2 separate regions of the Homo sapiens genome follow, and region 2 is linked to region 1. A link is an interaction called in ENCODE POLR2A ChIA-PET data of the cell type or tissue named here. Cell type or tissue: PC-9. All regions are shown on one strand. Links, peaks and the distances in the headings refer to the core of each region. The heading gives the core; the rest is flanking DNA. Region 1 has its middle 16 kb from the start of CGN. Region 2 overlaps TUFT1 (tuftelin 1).

Region 1 (6,960 bases), core at 2,940-5,439:
ACTATGAATGATAAATGCAGCAACCCTGGCCTGAGAAAGGGGCCTCAGACCCCTGAGGAATTAGGGTTTGGGCCACAGCATCAGTAAGCCACTGAGACTAGTAGAAGTGATAGCTGAGGGCAAGAGGGATTTAGAGTAGAAGAAGGAAACAATGAGTACCTGTTGCACCTCCAAGAACAACTGCAGCAATGGGGGCTGTATATTATTCCACTAATCACGCTCATCTAAGTTTTTCACAGGAAGAGAAGCCCTGCCCAATTATGTCTGGAGAAGTGAATCCACATGATACAAAGGGTAGACTGGAGCAGCCATGGAGGTACCCCATTTGGATTCCTTTCACAAAAGAACTTTCTGTTCAGCTGTAGGAGTGCAGTTATCTCACAGCTTCCAGCTACAGCAACTTCAGGATTCACGATCATGTTCATGTTAAGACCACACTCTTCCCAGGCAGCCTCCAGACAACGATTGAGCATGGTGTGCATGCTAAAGCCTGGCCATTTCTGCCCAACTTTGCCCCTCGTCTCCCGCGGAGTTGACTGAGACTTTGTCAGATCCGCATCATGACTTGAGGCTCTCCCTATCCATCCTGCTTCCTCTCCCTATATCCTTCACAGGCATTACCCCCAATAAACCTCTTCTGCTCCTAACTTTGAGCATCTCCTTCTCAGAGAATCCAAACCAATGTACTGGGTGATAAAATAATATTGAACAGAGAAAATGAAAACTGTATATATATGCACATATAAGGTTTCTGTAGTTTATATATAGTTATATATATGCATATATTTACACATACACCATATAGTTATAATTTTTTTTTTTTTTTTTTGAGATGGAGTCTCACCTTGTCACCCAGGCTGGTGTGCAATGGTGCGATCTCGGCTCACCGCAACCTCTGCCTCCCAGGTTCAAGCGATTCTCCCGCCTCAACCTCCTGAGTAGCTGGGACTACAGGTGAGTGCCACCACACCCGGCTAATTTTTAAATTTTTAGTAGAGATGGGGGTTCACTATGTTGGCCAGGCTGGTCTCGAACTCTTGACCTCGTGATCTGCCCACCTCGGCCTCCCAGAGTGCTGGGATTACAGGCATGAGCCACTGCACCTGGCCATATTTTTTTTTTTTTAAGACGGCGTCTCACTCTGTCGCCCAGGCTGGAATGCAGTGGCACCATCTCGGCTCACTGCAGGCTCTGCCCCCCGGGTTCACGCCATTCTCCTGCCTCAACCTCCCGAGTAGCTAGGACTACAGGTGTCCGCCACCCAGCAAATTTTTTGTATTTTTAGTAGAGACGGCGTTTCACTGTGTTAGCCAGGATGGTCTCGATCTCCTGACCTCATGATCTGCCTGCCTCCGCCTCCCAGAGAGCTGGGATTACAGGCATGAGCCACTGCGCCTGGCCCCTTTTTTTTTTTTTTTTTTTTTTTTGAGACGGAGTCTTGCTCTGTCACCCAGGCTAGAGTACAGTGGCGCAATCTCAGCTCACTGCAACCTCCACCTCCCTGGTTCAAGCAATTCTCCTGCCTCAGCCTCCCAAGTAGCTGGGACTACAGGCACCCACCACCACACTCGGCTAATTTTTGTATTTTTAGTAGAGACGGGGTTTCACCATGTTGGCCAGGCTGGTCTTGAACTCCTGACCTAAGGTGATCCGCCTGCCTCAGCCTCCCAAAGTGCTGGGATTACAGGCATGAGCCACCGCACCTGGCATAAATTTTTTTTTTTTTTTTTTTTTTTGAGACGGAGTCTCGCTCTCTCGCCCAGGCTGGAGTGCAGTGGCGCGATCTCAGCTCACTGCAAGCTCCGCCTCCCAGGTTCATGCCATTCTCCTGCCTCAGCCTCCTGAGTAGCTGGGACTACAGGCGCCCGCCACCATGCCCGGCTAATTTTTATTGTATTTTTAGTAGAGATGGGGTTTCACGGTGTTAGCCAGGATGGTCTCCATCTCCTGACCTCGTGATCCACCCGTCTTGGCCTCCCAAAGTGCTGGGATTACAGGCGTGAGCCACCGCACCTGGCCTGGCATAAATATTTTTAATGTGTATTTGTATGGATGAGACCTTGAAGACATGGAAAAATAAAACTGGTTGATCTATTAAATAGAGTCAAAGGATTGTGAGTGATTTTTTTTACATGTCATTTATTGTTGACACAATGTCATTAAAAGAGAAAACTAGGATGTCAGTTCTAAATCTACTTTTTGCTTCTTAAAATATATGGGATTTCAGCCGGGAGTGGTGGCTCACATCTGTAATCCCAGCACTTTGGGAGGCCAAGGCGGGTGGATCACCTGAGGTCAGGAGTTCAAGGTCAGCCTGGCTAACATGGTGAAACCCCATCCCTACTGAAAATAACAAAAATTAGCTGGGCATGGTGGCTGGCACCTGTAATCCCAGCTACTTGGGAGGCTGAGGCAGGAGAATCACTTGGACCCAGGAGGCAGAGGTTGCAGTGAGCTAAGATCATGCCACTGTACTCCAGCCTGGGTGACAGAGCGAGACTGTCTCAAAAAAAAAAAAAAAAAAATACATATATATATATATATATATATATATATATATATATATATATATATATGACTTTGGGCAATTGATTTTCCATTTCCTTATCTATAAAGTAAGGCTAATAAGTGTGACAACAAAATGAGATTAAGAATTTAAACACATTTTGCTATTGTGAAGGTTTTTAGTTTTTTGTGTGTGTGTTTTGTTTTTTTTTTTGAGATGGAGTCTCACTCTGTCGCCCAGGCTGGGGTGCAGTGGCACGATCTCGGCTCACTGAAACCTCTGCCTCCTGGGTTCAAGCAATTCTCCTGCCTCAGCCTCCCAAGTAGCTGGGACTACAGGCGCCCGCCACCATGTCCAGCTAATTTTTTGTAATTATAGTAGATATGGGGTTTCACCCTGTTAGCCAGGATGGTCTGCTTCTCCTGACCTCGTGATCCACCCGCCTTGGCCTCCCAAAGTGCTGGGATTACAGGCGTGAGCCACTGCTCCTGGCGTGAAGTATTATTTTTATTATTGGCTGAAGTACCAGATATAAGTTGGTCAAGTAACAAATGCTTATTGATTATCTACTGTGTGTCAGGTAACGTTTGTATTAGTTTCTATGGCTGCTATAACAAAGTACCACAAATTTAGTGGCTTAAAAAACACAAATTTATGCCTGAGTGCAGTGGCTCATGCATGTAATCCCAGAACTTGGGAGGTCAAGGTGCAGGGATTGCTTAAGGTCAGGAGTTTAAGACCATTCTGGGCAACGTAGTGAGACCCCATCTCTACAAAAAGTACAAAAAGTAGCCGGGCATGGTGGCATGTGCCTGTATCATTTTAGAATAAGGGAGTTGAGAGACTTGATAGATTTGTGTCTCTCAAGTTTTGTAGCACATCAGGGGGACTAAGAAATAGAAGCCTCGGGCCAGCAGAGTGGCAGAACAACTGGCTTCCCTAGGAGAAAGTTGTCTTTCTCTCTATAGGAGAGGGAGGATTTCCTGTAGATTGAAGCGGAGAAGGAAAGGCTGGTCTCAAGGAGAAAGTCAACTAGATAAACAAAGAATTACAAAAAGCTTACAAAAGAATGCAACATTCTCACTCCAGCTAAGCAAAGACTTTTTCCTCATTTCTCCCCTCAGGAGTGGGAGAGGCTAGTTTATTCTGGTGTGTGGCTAGAAATTCTACAATGACACTCTTTGTATCTAGTCTCCCTAGGCTGTCCTTTGTTTTCCCCAAAATGATTATTCAGTTTTTTTTTTTCTAGAAATGACTTTCTCTTTGACTGCAAAGATGAATTAGATAAATTTATATGTGCAAGTTAATAAATTAAGTATCCAAACTCTGTGATTATAAAAAGTTTACATATAAGATTTTTCCTTTTCATAAACAGCCCTACTGAGGTGTAACTGACAAACAGTAAACTGCACAAATGTAAAGTGTGCAATTTGATAGTTCTGACATATGTATGCATCCATGAAATTTTTACCACAATCAAGATAATGAGCATATCCATCTACCAGAAACTGGGTGTTGGAGAGTGGGGGTGGATATGTTCTCCTTAGGTTTTGACCTCTTATTACCAGCTCACAAATTTGTACTCTGAGTAATGAGACAAGATGAGTCATTCATAAAAAATTTTTTCTACAGAAGTGGGCAGAAAAAAAAAAAAACTTCCCACCCACTTGGCAGGTGATCAGTAGCTCATTAACCTAAATCATGTCACCACACTGTCACTCTTTCTTCATTGTATACAGGCTGGAATGCAAACGGCTGGGAAAAGCACCCAGCTGGTGTCCCAGGCCAGCTCTTGGCTGCCTATATGGAAGCAGGAGGGGATTTCTGACCTCAGTCCCCTAACAGGCCTGCCCTCCAATAGTCTAAACTCACTGGGTACCATAGCATTCAGCCCAGAGCTAGCAGGCCTAAGTCTCTTCCTTACCTCTAGCTCATAAATCTTCCTCATGGTCTAAAAGAAAGAGATACTTATCCCTAATTCTATTTTTTAAAAATATATTTGCCAGATGTGGTGGCTTATGCCTGTAATCCCAGCACTTTGGGAGGCTGAGGCAGGTGGATCACTTGAGGTCAGGAGTTCGAGACCAGCCTGGCCAACATGGCAAAACCCTGTATACTAAAACTACAAAAATTAGCTGGACATGGTGGCGTGCACCTGTAATCCCAGCTACTCAGGAGGCTGAGGTGGGAGAATCACCTGAACTCGGAGGCAGAGGTTGCAGTGAGCCAAGATCGTGCCACTGCACAACAGAGTGAGACTCTATTTCAAAAAAAAGAAAATTATATAGATAAAAAATGTTTTTAGTTTTTTTGTTTTTTTTTTGGTACAGATGGGGGCTCATTATGTTGCTCAGGCTGATCCCGAACTCCTGGCCTTAAGTGATCTTCCCACCTCGGCCTCCCAAAGTGCTAGGATTACAGGTATGAGCCACCACACCCAGTGTATCCTTATTCTACAGCCAGCCTCTCTTCCTAGTGTCTAGACTTAATTCCTGAGCTCTATTATTCAGCAATATTTATCGAACACCTACCAGGTACCAGGCACTGTTCTAGGCTCTTGGAATATAGCAGAAGTCAACAATAGGCAGCAATCCCTGCCTTCATGAGCTTACTTCCTACTGAGTGAGGAAACTAAAGGCCAACATCTTAATTCCACCTTCTGGAAGTAACATCTGAGTTACCTTCTGCCCTCAAAAAGGTGTAGAGAAGAATCTTATCCTTATCCTAACCCTTTTGCAACTTGTAACTTGTAGCTGCTCTGCTTTTTTTTTTTTTTTTTTTTTTTTTTTTTGAGACAGAGTCTTGCTCCGTCGCCCAGGCTGGAGTGCAGTGGCGCAATCTTGGCCCACCTCCTGGGTTCAAGAGATTCTCCTACCTCAGCCTCCCAAGTAGCTGGGACTACAGGTGTGTGCCATCACACCCGGCTAACTTTTGTATTTTTGGTAGAGATGATGTTTCATCATGTTGTCCAGGCTGGTCTTGAACTCCTGACCTCAGGAGATCTGCCCGCCTCAGCCTCCCAAAGTGCCGGAATTACAGGTGTGAGTCACCGCACCTGGCCATATTTCTTTCCTTTCTATTCACCATCTTCAAGCAGTTTATATGCAGTAATTCCAAGTTCCCTTGTCCCTCACCTGCAGTTGAGCTTGGAAACTGAAGGCTTTTCTGAGTCCTCCTTCTACCGGATGTCTCTTGTGCTTCTGCTCCCTATTTTTTCACACTCTTTTCTCCTTGGATTTCTATACCACTGCTCTATTATTTTCTACAGCTCTAGCCCTCCCCTGTCCCTGTGGGTACTTTTTTCCTTTCTCAGCTATTCCCCATAGCTGTGAAAAAGCTCTTTCCTTTCCTCTGCCCTCCACTCTTCCCCTTCAGTGGCTCATTCACTCTCATGCTTTCTCCTGCCACCTCCAAAAGCAGACAACTTTCAAATCTCCATTTTAAACACCGACCTCTCATCCATGTACTGAATCAGTATTTAACTTTCTCCAGAACTTTTGCACTTGTACGTCTCATCTCTACTTAGGACACAGACAAACCAAGCAAAGTAACTTCCCCCGTATACCAGCACTCCTTCTCAAATTCCCTGTCTTTACTTTTTGCAGCCCCCAATATATATATATATTTTTGAGACGCAGTCTCACTCTGTTGCCCAGGCTGGAGTGCAGTGGCGTGATCTCGGCTCACTGCAAGCTCCACCTCCCGGGTTCACACCATCCTCCTGCCTCAGCCTCCTGAGTAGCTGGGACTACAGGCACCCACCACCACGCCTGGCTAATTTTTTGTATTTTTAGTAGAGACGGGGTTTCACCGTGTTAGCAGGATGGTCTCATTCTCCTGACCTTGTGATCTGCCCGCCTTGGCCTCCCAAAGTGTTGGGATTACAGGCGTGAGCCACCGCGCCCGGCCTGCAGTCCCCAGTATTAGAAGGAGCAACTTCTTGCTTAGAGTTGCACTGGAGACTCGGTACTAATAATACCTGCCAGCTACCCTAAATAGGAAAGAAATTTAAATAAATTAATAGATACAAAACAAGTTTATGGCCATAGGTGGGGGTAATCTCAACCTTTGGCAAGCAAGGCTAGAAAGTAGCATCAGACTTCAAAGAAAACTTACCATTGTTAGGTTCAAGTCAGAGGGCAAAGAAGGAAAGTGCAGGACACTGGAGGGGATATAGGAGGTGGGAGGGCATCTGAGAACCTCAGAGAAGGAAGACTGAAGCAGGAGGGAGAATGGAGATAGGGATCTTGTGTGTGGGAAAACACACAAACTCAGAGTGTTTGTTCCTGTTATCTCACTCAACAGTAACAATCAACACAGACAGAAGACTCCTGTGACCAAATATGGAGGATTTCTCCCCACCAGCAAACAAGCAATCAGTTCTGCAGCAGACACCAGCTGGGTGTCCTCTAATTCGATTCTGACACCATCTACCAAGAGGCCACAGGTTGAGG
Region 2 (6,960 bases), core at 1,971-4,470, 80 kb before region 1:
CTTTGTCTCACAAAAAAAAAGAATATTACATTGGAAGCATCATCAGGGATCACCTAGTCTAAGAGAGGAAACTGAGGCTCGGAAAGGTTAGAAGGGATAAGTCATTCTGGATAACTCTGGAGGGTAAATCTAGAAGCAACAGGTAGATGGTTCCAGGGAAGCTGTTTTTATATTAACACAGGAAAGACTTTCTTAGTATTAAAGCTGTCAGAAAGTGGCCAGTCTCATGTGTAATGAACTCCTCGTTACTGGAAAGATTCAAGTAGAAGCTAGGATTTCCCTCTCCGACCTTTTCTTTTTTTTTTTTTCCGGAGACAGGGTCTCACTCTGTAGCCCAGGCTGGAGTGCAATAATGCAAACATGGCTCACTGCCAGGTTGACCTCCTGGGCTCAAGCAATCCTCCTACCTCAGTCTCCCATGTAGCTGGGACTACAGGCACATGCCACCACATCTGGCTAACTAAAAAAAAATTTTTTTTGTAGAGACAGTCTCAGCATGTTGGCCAGGCTGATCTCGAACTCTTAAACCCAAGCAATCCTCCTGTCCCGGCCTCCCAAAGTGCTAGGATTACAGGTGTGAGCCGCCATGCCCAGTTGGAGCTGGGATTATTATACTCAACACCATCAAGCTGTTGGCAGGGATTTGGAGGAGAAAGACAGAATTTGAGGCTCCTTAAAGCCTCTTCACACAATTTTGTTTCTAGGTCTCCTGATTCCCAAACCACTGTTGCTTCCTTTGCATCTTCTAAGCAAACTGAGCCAAGATCCCCCAAAGGGCAGTGTAAAATAATAAGAAATATATAATGGGTCTCTGTCCCGGTTCCTGACATACAGCACCTATGTTTTGTTATATTTGGTCACATTCCCTGGTTCCTGAGCCTTTGCATCTCCAAGACTGATGAGTGTCTTTTTGTATGCTAATGATGACTGGTGGCTGGGGTCCCTAGATAGCTTCAGGATGGGGCTAGTGAAAAGACCAAGGCATGATTAAAGGGTTGAAACTTTCAGCCCCACAACTCCCCCTAGCCTCTGGGAAAGGGACAGGGGATAGGAGCTAGAGACTAAACTAATCACCAGTGGCCAATAATTTAATCAATCATGCCAATGTAATGAACCGCCACAAGAACCCTAAACAAAGGGGTTCAGAGCTTCCAGCTTGGTTAATGCATCCACCTGCTGACCTTGCCCTATGTACCTCATCTGTTTGTTCATTTGAATCCTTTATATTATCCTTTATCATAAGCCAGTAATAAGTGAAATGTTGGCCAGGGGCAGTGGCTCATGAATATAATCCCAGCACTTTAGGAAGGCGAGGTGGGAGGATTGCTTGAGCCCAGGAGTTCGAGACCAGCCTGGGCAACATGGCAAGACCCTGTGTCAATGAAAAACTTTTTAAATTAAAAAAATAAGTAGTCCAGGCGCGGTGGCTCATGCCTGTAATCCCAGCACTTTGGGAGGTCAAGGCGGGCAGATTGCTTGAGGTCAGGATTTCAAGACCAACCTGGCCGACATGGTGAAACCCCATCTCTACTAAAAATACACAAAATTAGCCGGGTGTGGTGGCACACGCCTGTAGTCCTAGCTACCTCCTGGGAGGCTGAGGCTGAACCCAGGAGGCGGAGGTTGCAGTGAGCCGAGATTGCACCACTGCACTCCAGCCTGGGCGACAGAGTGAGACTCCGTCTCGAAAAATAAATAAATAAATACGGAAAATGTTTACCTGAGTTCTATGACAGCAAACCCATTACAGCAAGTTAACAAACCTGAAAAGAGGATATGGGAACCCCCAATTTATAGCCAAGTTGGACAGAAGTGTAGGTACCCTAGACCCCACTACTTGTGACTGGCATCTGAAGCAGGGGCAGTCTTGCAGGACTGGCCCTTAATCTGTGGTTCTGCACTAACTCTGGGTCGTCTCAGAATTGAATTAAAGTGTAGGGTGCCCAGCTGGTATCAATTGAGAATTGGAGAAGTGCTTGGTATGGAAAACCCACATATTTGGTGTAAGAAGTGTTAGGAGTAGAGGAACAGTCTTCTTCTAGTCAGGCTACTTGGGAGAGTATCCTGGGGTTTGGGCCCCTGAAGAATCCATCACTCCCCAGTTCTGCCTGAGGAAGCTGACAAGCGCATGCTGCTTGGGGTACAATGCAACATGAGCTACCCCTTATCCTTCCTAAACTCCAAGCATTCTAAATTTCCACCTTCAGCTCTCCAATGCCCTACTTCTCAGTCTCCTTTTAGGTAGAAAATCAGCACGTACATGGCACAGCTGTCACTGCCATTCCCAAACCCTGGCTTCCGATTATCTAGTCCTTTTGGTCTCTCTTGCTCTGCCCATGCGCACCTACCCACCGAGGAAGGAGTGCTGACTAATTCTGATATTAATTCTGATATAAAGTCCAGTCAGAAAGGAGGCTACAATATGACACGTGTATTTTCCATGCCAGGAAGGTCAAATCTAGGTTATCCTAAAGGAGAGAAAATGCCTCCAAGACTGAGGGGCCCTGAAGGGCAAGAATTGTGTCTGTTCATCTTGGAATTCCTTAAAAGGCCCTTCAGATAATGTCTTGTTGAACTAAAAAAGGTCCACCTTACACAATGAAGATCAAACCAAATATGCTGATGTTAAATGTGATTTACCATTTGAGGTCTTATTTATTAATTGCCAACAGCATAACTTCCAAATTCCTGAAGTTCTAGAAGGCACAATCTTTGCTCTGTAGGCTTCATTGGTTGTCTGGGGCCTCTGATTTCCTCTGATCAGAGGGAATTTGCAAAACCCTCTCACCTTGGAGGTAGAAAGGATCTCAGTGATCACCTACGGGACCCTGCTGACAGGTGGTTCTCAGTTTCTATCTGCATTGCTTCAAGTAACAGGAAGTTCAGTATCTCCTCATGAAGCTGCTCATTCCATTTTTCATCAGCATGACTGTTAATCAATTTTACCCTCAAACAGTTTACAGTCAATTTTTGTTTCGGTGGGGAGGAAACGAAGGCATAACATATCCACTGCACTAATCTGTGGAATGACACACAGCAACAGCAGATGCTCCACCAGCTCTTGCTTGCCCTTGGCTCTAAAACTGTGAAAGCCTTTTCTTTAGGTTATTACCCCATGGAAAATGAACTCCCTGGAGATGGCGGCCTCCCAAATGGTATCTCTTGGGTGGGGCTCCACCCTGAGCAAGCTCACGGTGAGTCAGAGCTGGAAGATCTGACATCAGCACCAGCTTCCTCCCCAGACCAGGCCACCACAGGAGCAACAGGCTGTATGGCCTGCCCTCCCCTCCCTGCAACCCAACTTCACCGTGAACAAGAGCCAAGCCCTTACTTTTCTCGTTCTGCTTGGCAGTCAGCATTGTTGCTCCGAAGTTCCTCTAGGGCCACCTCCCCTTCCCTCACTTTCGCCAGTAAGGCCTGATGCTCCTGGGTGGGCCACAAAAGAAAATCTAGGATGAGAAGATGGCAACAGTTTCTGCGTTTGGGCTAAGATGGGCGCCAGGCTGGGACTCAGCCCCTACTGGGCCTGGACAGCTGCCAAAGAGCAGCAAGATGAGCTGGTTTGATGGGGAGCCATCCCTTGATGAGGAGAACCCTTCCCACTCTCACTCAGCCTCACCCAGCTGCCCTGAGGCAGAACCCAGCCCTGCATCATGCAGGCCCACTCGCCAGCTATGGCTGCCAGTCCCTGAGAAACCAGGACTTCAAAAGGGGCATCTGTACAGGAATCTAATGTGGAAATAGGATCAACTCTAGTTAGGGGGAGGCTAATTCCTTGAAGGCTAAAATGTATTCCAAGGGATCTGCCAAAGGAAGGTGCGAAGTGTGCTTTTCTGGAGAGGCTTGGAAAAGAAGGGTCTCGGCAACCGTTTCGATCCACCTGCAGGCCCCTTCCAGCCCAGGAGTCCAGGCACTGACAAGCAAGATCCCCCGGTTACCGTCTCCATCCCTAGCAAGCGCCTCTGCAGCTCTCCGACTTCTGCCTCTTTCTGCTCCACTCTGTCCTCCTCTCTCTGAAGGGCCACATTACTTTGTTCTGCTTCCCTCTGGTACCGGCTGAGTGTGACCTAAAACACGGAGCAGGAATATGTTAAATGGTGTGGAAAAAAGAGCAAACATGGAAAAAAACCTTAGAAAAGAACCCAGGAACCTGGGCGGCTCTGGAGCCATGACGGGAGAAAGGTGGTGACACTGATGGGCTCACCACCACCTCCCCTTCACTGCACAGGACCACCTCAGCACTCCAGCAGGGTGTCTATTTCCAGGGTTAACTGGCTCACAGTTGATTGAGGTCCACTTTAAAGTGACACCTGGAACCCACAAGCACCACTTTTCAGATAGGTGACTCCTTCAACATCCCCATGAACCCTCCACCACCACCCAAGCTTAACCCAATGTTGTGGCTTTCCTACAAATTCAAAAGCAAATAATCCCAGGGAGGATACCTCCAGTTCCTTTCTTCTGTCTCCTCAACACCTCCCCTCTCACTTCCAGCAATAGAGCCCACACACAACAGCCAAAATGGCACCTGGAAGGGCTACTAAGCATCAGGAAGAATTTGTCTTATTTATTTATTATTATTATTTTTTTTTGAGACAGAGTTTCACTCTTGTTGCCCAGGCTGGAGTGCAATGGCACGATCTTGGCTCAATGCAACCTTTGCCTCCTGGGTTCAAGTGATTCTCCTGCCTCAGCCTCCCGAGTAGCTGGGATTACAGGCATGTGCCACCACGCCCAGCTAATTTTGTATTTTTAGTAGAGACGGGGTTTATCCATGTTGGTCAGGCTGCTCTCGAACTCCTGACCTCAGGTGATCCGCCCGCCTTGGCCTCCTAAAGTGCTGGGATTACAGGAGTGAGCCTTTTATCAGAGATGAGAAACCAATTTAGAGGATAGAAGCAGAATGTTAGAATGAGAAAGCAAAGAACTTGCCTCCTTTCTTCCAACTTGCATCTTTCCAACTCCTACTCATCCTCCAGGTCTCACTTAGATGCCCCTTCTTCCAGAGAGCCTTCAGAGCCTGGGGGAGGAGCCCTTCCTTTGTGTGTCCAGGGAGAGGACATACAAGGAACACACGGCCTTCCCTCTCATAGCATTGAACAGATTTTGCCCAGTCACTCTGTGCACCCCGAAGTAGACTGTCAGTGTCCTGATGGCACAGACCTGAGCACCATTACACTTCCAGAGCTCCCACAGTACCTCATATGCAGTAACTACTCAATAAAATAATGAGTGGAACTGACGTTCTTCTAATCCAACCCTCTCCTTTAACAAGTAAAGGTCAACTGACCTAGTCAAGGTTACACAGCTAGTGAATGACAGCCAGTGCTAGCACCCAGATACTTCACCATCCATTTCAGTGCTTCCCAGGTGCCTCACACTGACTGCTCATCATTTATTAAAAAAGAATCCAGGTAACTTCTGGAAAGCCTAGCAGCCAGCCCTGGGAAAACAGAACATCAGCAGCCAGTTCGTCCAGCCCCTCCCAAGGTCAGAACTGGGGAGGAGAAAGTACGGCACAGGTGATGTGTGATGGGACGTGTCCATGCTACACACCAGCCATGTCCAGAGCAAACTCACTCTCACTGCAAATCCTTCTTGACAGCAAGCAGCCAGTAGAACAGGAAACCCATGCTTAATGGCAAGTTATTTTCATGGTAATTGATCATCTTGCCTTTCCTACCCATAGGTTCAGAAAAGTAGACCAAGGAGTCCAATTCACTAGGAGAGACTGAGACAAGCCTTCATATGACCCATATTAACCTGAAATAGGCCATCCCCATAGGCAGGAACTTAAAAGTAAGGCCTTTTAAAAAAATTTTATTTATGTACATTTATTTATGTTTATTTATGTACATTTCTGTACATAAATAAACACTGCACCTAGGTTGATGTGAGCTCAAGCACAGTGTTAATAAGGCCATGGTCTGATTCTTGCACCCCACTGTCGGAGCAAAAGGTTAAAAAAAATAGACTCCCCTTCCACATTTGACTCTGTAGCTCCAGCCAACCCTGCCCGCAAGGGAACCTCTTAATTATAAAAAGGTGTGCCAACCTAGCCCAACAGTGGGAATGACCCGAGGAGCACCTCCTTTTTTAAAAAAAAAATTATTTATGTACCATATTTATTATTTTTTAGACAAAGTCTCAATCTGTTGCCCAGGCTAGAGTGCAGTGGCACAATCATAGCTCACTGCAGCCTCCACCTCCTGGGCTCCAAAAATTCTCCCACCTCAGCCTTCCAAGTAGCTGGAACCACAGGCATGCTCCACCACACCAGGCTAATTTTTTTATTTTTGTAGAGATGAGATCTATGCTGGCCAGGCTGGTCTCAAACTCCTGGGCTCAAGGATCCTCCTGCCTTGGCCTCCTGAGGCCTCCTGAGGCCTCCTGGCTCACAGGTGTGAGCCACAGCGCCCAGCAAGAAGAAGCATCTCCTACTGCTGCAGGTGGTCCTGCATACTATGGGGTTAAGAAAAATAACCCCTTCTAAATTCTGGGCAGTGGGCTATAGCTGTCAGGGCACTTTTGCTCAGGCTCTGAAATCCAGAGCGGCAGACTCCTCCATGTGTGATTAAAACCAGCAAATATTTCTATAATTTCCACAACTTCATAATGTCTCTCAGTGCAGAAATTTTTTTCCAAAATTCACAACCTGGTCAGTGCTAGAGCCTCAACCTTCCTTTCTTCCTGTTTTGTTTGGAAAAGGTAGGAAACTGCTGGTCACCAACTGATACATCACCAACTAAATTATACAAATTGTGGAATCTGAAATAGATGCAACATACCTCTTCACCACACAGCTACTTTGTTCTGAGATGACAAACTAATTTTAATATTACCCTAAGTCCAAGCTATTAAAATAGGAAAATCTCCTTGTTAAACTGATTGCTAAGAAAAATATAGACTATTTTATATTTCTAAAACCCTTCAGAATAATAAAGTGCCCTCACATATATT

What was found. Peaks named below come from ENCODE experiments on the same cell type or tissue, not always from the same donor. Only the 100,000 strongest peaks of a DNase experiment are listed, where the experiment ranks them.
Region 2: POLR2A ChIA-PET joins it to region 1 with 8 read pairs; 2 of 35 experiments call an interaction of 5 or more read pairs at or near these places.

Annotation. Positions count from the first base shown.
Region 1 is chr1:151,492,172-151,499,131 of GRCh38, reverse strand. No RefSeq gene overlaps it. Among named protein-coding and RNA genes, the nearest start is that of CGN, 16 kb to the left of the region's middle. In PC-9, for the core only: no CTCF peak of the experiment used is centred there; DNase peaks (open chromatin) are centred at 3,561 and 4,131; H3K27ac peaks cover 1,867 bases.
Region 2 is chr1:151,571,377-151,578,336 of GRCh38, reverse strand. It overlaps TUFT1 (tuftelin 1), which reads right to left. Exons shown (of 13, transcript NM_020127.3): 8 at 3,939-4,067; 9 at 3,332-3,426. Among named protein-coding and RNA genes, the nearest start is that of MIR554, 29 kb to the right of the region's middle. RefSeq lists an enhancer at 2,673-3,872. In PC-9, for the core only: no CTCF peak of the experiment used is centred there; a DNase peak (open chromatin) is centred at 3,236; H3K4me3 peaks cover 417 bases; H3K27ac peaks cover 2,107 bases.